Regions from separate parts of the Homo sapiens genome. Here region 2 is linked to region 1. The links are chromatin loops, found by intact Hi-C in ENCODE. Cell type or tissue: Caco-2. All regions are shown on one strand. Each heading gives the region's core, and the rest is flanking DNA. Links, peaks and the distances in the headings are about the cores only.

Region 1 (2,906 bases), core at 303-2,802:
AGAGGGAGAGAAGAGCAAAGAGAGCAAGTCAGCGCCTTTGAGGAAGGATGGGGAAATGGGACAGCTTTCTAATCCCAGGCTGCTGCTTTGTGGCACCTTGTGCCTCATGAAAGAATTGAGATGGTGTGTTTGGAGGCCAATCCAGGCAAGGGGGAGAGGCTGGAGGACACGAATCTAATATGTGTAGAACTTCCAAGGTAGGGCATTCATGATTGGGTATGCATCACAGCAAAAGACCTGGTCAAAGGCCATGCTCACAGTGGGGAAGAACGGGGAGATACGCTTGGTGTGCGGCTCCACTTACACTCCCATTTCCAAACTGAGTCTTGGCTTCCATCAGAGGCATCAGCACCTGTCATGATCAGGGTGTTCTTTCAGATCATAGGCCTGCCTCCCCATTGACTCCAAGAGCCCATTCAACCAACAAATGTTCTGCCTACCAAATGTCTTGGTTTCCTCCTGGCCATGTGGTAGGATTCTCCTTCTCTGTCACCTTGATGTTAAGTGTGGCCATGTGACTGGTGTGGGCCAACACAGCATGAACAGATACGTGTCACTTCCACTCAGGTCTGAGCTCAGCATCACCTCTCAGAGAGCCTGGTCCTGACCACCCAGTATAAAGCGCTCCCACTCTCATGTCACGTGGTCGCGTTCCCATATTTTGCCTTCATAGCACTGGTGTGTGCGCTTGTTTACTGTCTGTCTCCCCTCTAGACACTCAGCTCTGTGACAGCCAGGACCCCAGTCACCAGGTTCAAAGCCGCACAGGTAGTGTGTCCAGCAGCGCTGCCCAGTGATGGGAGACCCGTAAGCACTTGATGATTACTTGGATTGGAAGGTGTGAGGATGCAGAGAGATTTTATCGCAGTGACGTAAGGGTGGAAACTTTAAAACATACTTGTTCGGTGCTGACAATGGAGTAGGAACTTAATAAATACTTGTTGAGTGAATGAGCTCTGGCAGGGAGGGGGTGATGCCAATTTAGAACGTGGGAGAAGATCACATGCTGCCCATAGGCAGGAGCTGCGGTGCCCCTGCTTTCTCTCTGCCACCAGCTAGCTCTGTAAGTGCAAGGACCAGAAAAGCTACCGTGACTAGGGTGGTGACTGGGACTATCCCCTCCACCCCATCTCAATTTAGCTGGCACGAGGGACCAGAGAGCTGACAGAGGAGGTATGACAGGCTGGACAAGCCTCCCAGGCTGTGAAGCAGGGCCCTGTGACAGTTCTGGTGGGTGAGAGAGATTGAGTGTGTGTGTGTGTGTGTGTGAGTGAATGAATGAAGGAGCAAGTGAATGAATGAATGCTGGCCACCACCACAGCTAGTAAGCTTCACCCCTGGAGGACCCCTGGCTGATCAGGAGCCTTGGAGAAGGGTTAGGGGCCCGGAGCGGTGACTCAGTGGTGCAGAGGTGTGGTGAGCAGGAGGAGGGACAGGGGATCCCAGGCCTGTCCCTGCCCAGCCCCGATCTTGGTTCTCAGAGTCCCCCCACAGCCCTGGGCCTGGCTGCATACCTGCTCTTCCCTTTGCCACGTGGTGACTTGTTCCTCTCACTCAGGTCCACCCCCAATGTGGCTGCCTCTGTGAAGCCACCTTTGACCCCTGGGAGTCGGTGGCTCCCTCCTCTGCTCCCGCAGGGGTTGGTCACTGTATGTGGGAGTGCTTATCTCGCCAACCTGTGTTACCTCCTCACTCATGTCCTCCCCGCCAGACAGTTGGGGCAGGGCCCTTATCTGTCTTCCCTCTGTCTCCTCACTCACCGCCCGACACGTGGCCCCTACCCTGTCAATGATTATGGAGCGATAAGGGACACGGCATCTTCAGGGAGCTGAAGGGCTCTCGGCTGGAAGAGGAAACTGCAGACTGTGTGGCCTCAGGGGCAGGACGCAGGCTGCCTCACGGAAGCTCTATGCAGACCGATGCCAGCTCACGGGGAGGAGGAACCTCTGCCTATCAGAGTGTCCATCCATAGGCCTGGCCACCTTGGGGCCACCTCCCATCTCTCCTCTGTCAGCTCTCTGGTCCCTCGTTCCAGCTAACACACCTCCCATCTCTGGGGGTGTGTTAGCAGGGGTGGCTTGACCCCAGCCGTTCCATTCCAGAAACAAAGGGCAGGTGTAGGTTTTTCCAGTTAGTTGTTAGAGTTTTTTTGGGACCCTGCAGACTGGCGTCTAGAGCAGCTGTGACCTGAGGTGGCTGCCAAAGGGCTCCAGGTGTTTGCCAGATGATAGGGGTGTGGTCTGAGGGTCCAGCCCTGATGGGTGCCTGTGCCCTGACACACGAGGCCTCACCTCATTGAAAATTGGGGCTAGGCAGCTTTGTCAAACTGCCCAGAGCACTGGAGATTGGAGAGGAAGGGTGCCCAACCCACACAGGGTGTGACAGTGCTTGTTCTCTGTCCTCTGCAGCAGGTTGGGCAACCTGGGCAGGGCCATGCCATGCCATGTCGTGGCCCTGCACCCTTTAGAAGATCCACTCTCCCGTGCCCTGGTGGGGTTTCCTCAGGGAAGTGGCCACCCTATTCTCCCCACTGAGCTGGGGGTCCCCCTGGCAAATGGATGACCAGCTGCAGTCCTGCCCCGGCTCTGGGTTTCTGAGTGGTCACTAGGGCAGGAGAGGAAGAGTGTCCCAACACAGCAGGCGGCTGGCACAGGATAGTATCCCTGTGGCTCAGTGCCACCACACGTCCCATGCCCCAGGCTCTGTGAAGGCTGCTGCGCTTGACTCTTGGGACTCAGTTCTGCTGTGGCTTCAGGACAGGCTTCTCCCATCTTGCTGTGCTGCTGTACTGTTGTCCCCTGCCTGATTCACTCTGGGTTAACTGTTGGGTGGCTGCATCCTGACCTGCTACACCCAGCTCAGCCCTTGTCAGCATTGTCAGGCTGGGGCCAGCATTGTTGGTGGCC
Region 2 (2,906 bases), core at 156-2,655, 53 kb after region 1:
CCTAAATGCTCACTGTGACCCAAGCTGCTTCCATAACAGGAATGAAAATCTACCTTTCCTGCTTCCCCTTCCCCCATGAGTGGTCCAACAAATATTCCGTTGCTATAGAAACCCAGCGGAAGGCTGAGTGGCCTCACCTGTCTCAGCAGGGTGATCAGTCAGCATTTGGGCATGGGTGCACAGCCGCTTCTCCCAGGCAGAGCCCAGCAGCTGTGGGCTGGTGTTGCTATGCAGCCTGCCAGCTGCCTAAAGCCCCAGGCTCTTGAAAGTCCCAGAGGATGGGTAGGGGATGAGGGAGAAGCAAAGTGAGCTGAGGAAATTTAAATTTGGCTGTGAATCTTAAACCAATTCTTTAGCCTTTCTAGAAGCACCAGTTGCTATGGTGATGGAAGCGGTGCCAATTGCAAGAGTTGTTTTTGTGGTTAGAGTGCCTGTCTTAGACAAAGGCAGGGAGGCCAACCCAGCAGCTTCAGTCCTCACTCCCTTCTAAGGATTGAACGTTGTCAAGCCCTAGCTCAGGAGGAGGGGTGACAGCCTTTCAGAATGCCCATCTTGCCCTAGCAGTTATTCTAGGGGTCTAGGGTCCCAGAAGGGAGTGGTCGCCAGGCATTCCAAGAGAGAACCCACAAGTAGGCTTACCAACAGAGAAAGGGCTAGTCAGTGATGGCAGATTTTGGAGTTGAAAATTTCTTTCTCGAGGCAAACTCACAATACAGTGTTCTTTATGGAGCCTTCTGCCACCCAGAGTCTGGTCACCTGCCCTTAGGGGTCTGCTCCTTCAGGCCACATTTTGACTTAGGCCTCAAATATCAGATCCCCTGAAACATTTCCTAAGTGACGGAATGGAGGCCTTTTCTATAGCCGAGGTGCTTGTGTAGCTCGTTAACTCTCAAAGTGTTTTACAAATATTTATTCACCTTAGGTCATTTGCAAACCTAACCCCTGTCATCCCACCCCAAGGTTGTCCCCTCCAGCCTAGTTGCCCAAAATGAAGTCAGAAGCCTTGGACTAAGAATTCCACGTTGGCTGATTTTGAAAAGCTTGCCTGAACGGTTTATTTCTCTAGTCTGTTCTTCTTAGAGTTCCAGAATGTGTCAGGACTTCCCAGTCCAGGCATGCAAAGCCCTTTGCCCTCCCTGCCAGAGGTGAGAGTATTTTATTTATGAATTCATTTTAAATTACTTTCAAAATCACTTTTAATCAAATTAAGACGCTCCCTCTGGGATTCTGTCAAAGCATCAGAATAAGAGGGCATTGGCTTGGAGCAAGGTATTTTAGGACAGGTAACCAGTTCCCATTGACTTGCTTTCCTGGCTGACATGGACAGGTAGAGAAAGCCTATGTCATTTTGCTCTCTGAGATCCCTGAAGTGTATTTATTTCCTTGTAAGGAGGAAGGTCCCTGGGAATTGGAGGCCTGGATCCCTCCCAGGGGTGAACTCTGTGTGCCGAATGTTGGTGATATTTCTCCCAAGACTCACCCAGATGATTGCTGGGCTCCTGCCCCTCCCCATCTTCCCAGCAACCCACCACACTGAATTGATTGGGTTTACTGGCCTCAAAGTGGCCAAACCTGAATTTGCCTCAGCTTCTGGTCAGAACTTCTGACTAATGAAGGCTGACCCCTGGTGAATTTTCAGAAGCCATGACTTGCCTGCACTGAGCCTATTCTGCTGATAAGATAGGCTTTTGTGCAGAGCAGGCAAGAGGGTAGCAGCTTCAATAAGGTCCATATCAAGGTGATACTAATCCTTCGGCTGGCTAATGTTTGCCAAATAAATAGCCTCATTAGGAAGGGCTATAAAAGCCCGATAAGATTCTTCTAATTATCCCCCAAAGCACAGATACTTGGGGTTTCAGTTTAGCATAATAGGAGACGTGGAGAAAAGAGGGAACAATGTGTGTAAGTGAATATTTTCAACACCGGCCTCACCGCCGCTAACAGCGGCACATCTAGCATTTCATATTTTGCTTTGCCAGAGCAGCAAATTGCTGAACAGAAGGGAAAAAAAGACAATTACATATTTTAGGTTACTATTTCACCTTTGCAAATCAATATACAAGCCATTAAAAGTACATTTTTCCATGAATGATAAGTGTAATTACCTCTTCTTGCCATAAAAACTTGTCCTTATTAAATGTAAATATTTAAAAATGATTGAAATATACTTGAAGGGTGCTTTATAGCTTGATTTTATATGCTGACATCTGGGTTGCCTTTCCTAAAACACTCTATTTCTTGGAGAGTTATTAAATTAGTATTTTGAAAGGACTAACACTAGACTTGTTCCTTGTTTCCATTTTAATTTCGTACATATTTAGATTTACCAGGAATTCGGAGAGGGTTTATGTTTAGCTAATGCATCATTATGTTTGCGGGGCTTGCACACACGTAGAAGCCATGATATTGTTTGCAGAGGGAATCTTTCAAGAATTGGTAACTGCATCTCCACATTTATTTTGTACCCTTGCAAAGTATAAAAATTGAGATTCCAAGATTTCTGGCTGTAAATGTTTAATTTTCCAATTCTTCTTTTGAGCAAGGAAGATTGTTTTAAATATTTACTTAGCTTTTAATTGCACATCATTTCAGATAGCGAATGCCGATCAGTTTTATTGTAGCTCTGTCGGAGGTTATTTAACTCTTAGAAAGATGTACACTGTGATACTTTTTTCAGCTTCACTCTTTGGAAGAGATTTTTTTTTTCTTTAAACATTATTATTTTTAGTTGCTGCACTCTACCTCTATTTTTGGTAAGGTAAGACTGTTCAATTCAATACTTTGAGAGAATTTCAGACAATGATAGAAAATCTAATATTTGAAAATATAAGCTTCACTAACATACCTAATTCCAGATGGCAAAAAGACCTTGCCCAAAAATGTGAAAGAATTCAGTATGAGTGGCT

The links. A loop is a pair of places that touch in the nucleus more often than their neighbours do. Peaks named below come from ENCODE experiments on the same cell type or tissue, not always from the same donor. Only the 100,000 strongest peaks of a DNase experiment are listed, where the experiment ranks them.
Region 2: a loop joins it to region 1, with 5 times the contacts of the local background. A loop is called at or near these places in 10 of 110 quality-filtered maps.

The regions. Positions count from the first base shown.
Region 1 is chr5:135,132,513-135,135,418 of GRCh38, forward strand. All of the region lies in intron 2 of PITX1-AS1 (PITX1 antisense RNA 1), which reads left to right. LOC124901072 (a long non-coding RNA gene) reads left to right here and starts at 1,850. Exons shown (of 2, transcript XR_007058944.1): 1 at 1,850-2,906. RefSeq lists enhancers at 1,940-2,822, 2,823-2,906. In Caco-2, for the core only: no CTCF peak of the experiment used is centred there; a DNase peak (open chromatin) is centred at 1,699.
Region 2 is chr5:135,185,445-135,188,350 of GRCh38, forward strand. All of the region lies in intron 3 of PITX1-AS1 (PITX1 antisense RNA 1), which reads left to right. Among named protein-coding and RNA genes, the nearest start is that of LINC02900, 61 kb to the right of the region's middle. In Caco-2, for the core only: a CTCF peak has its summit at 1,625 (motif pointing left); a DNase peak (open chromatin) is centred at 1,607.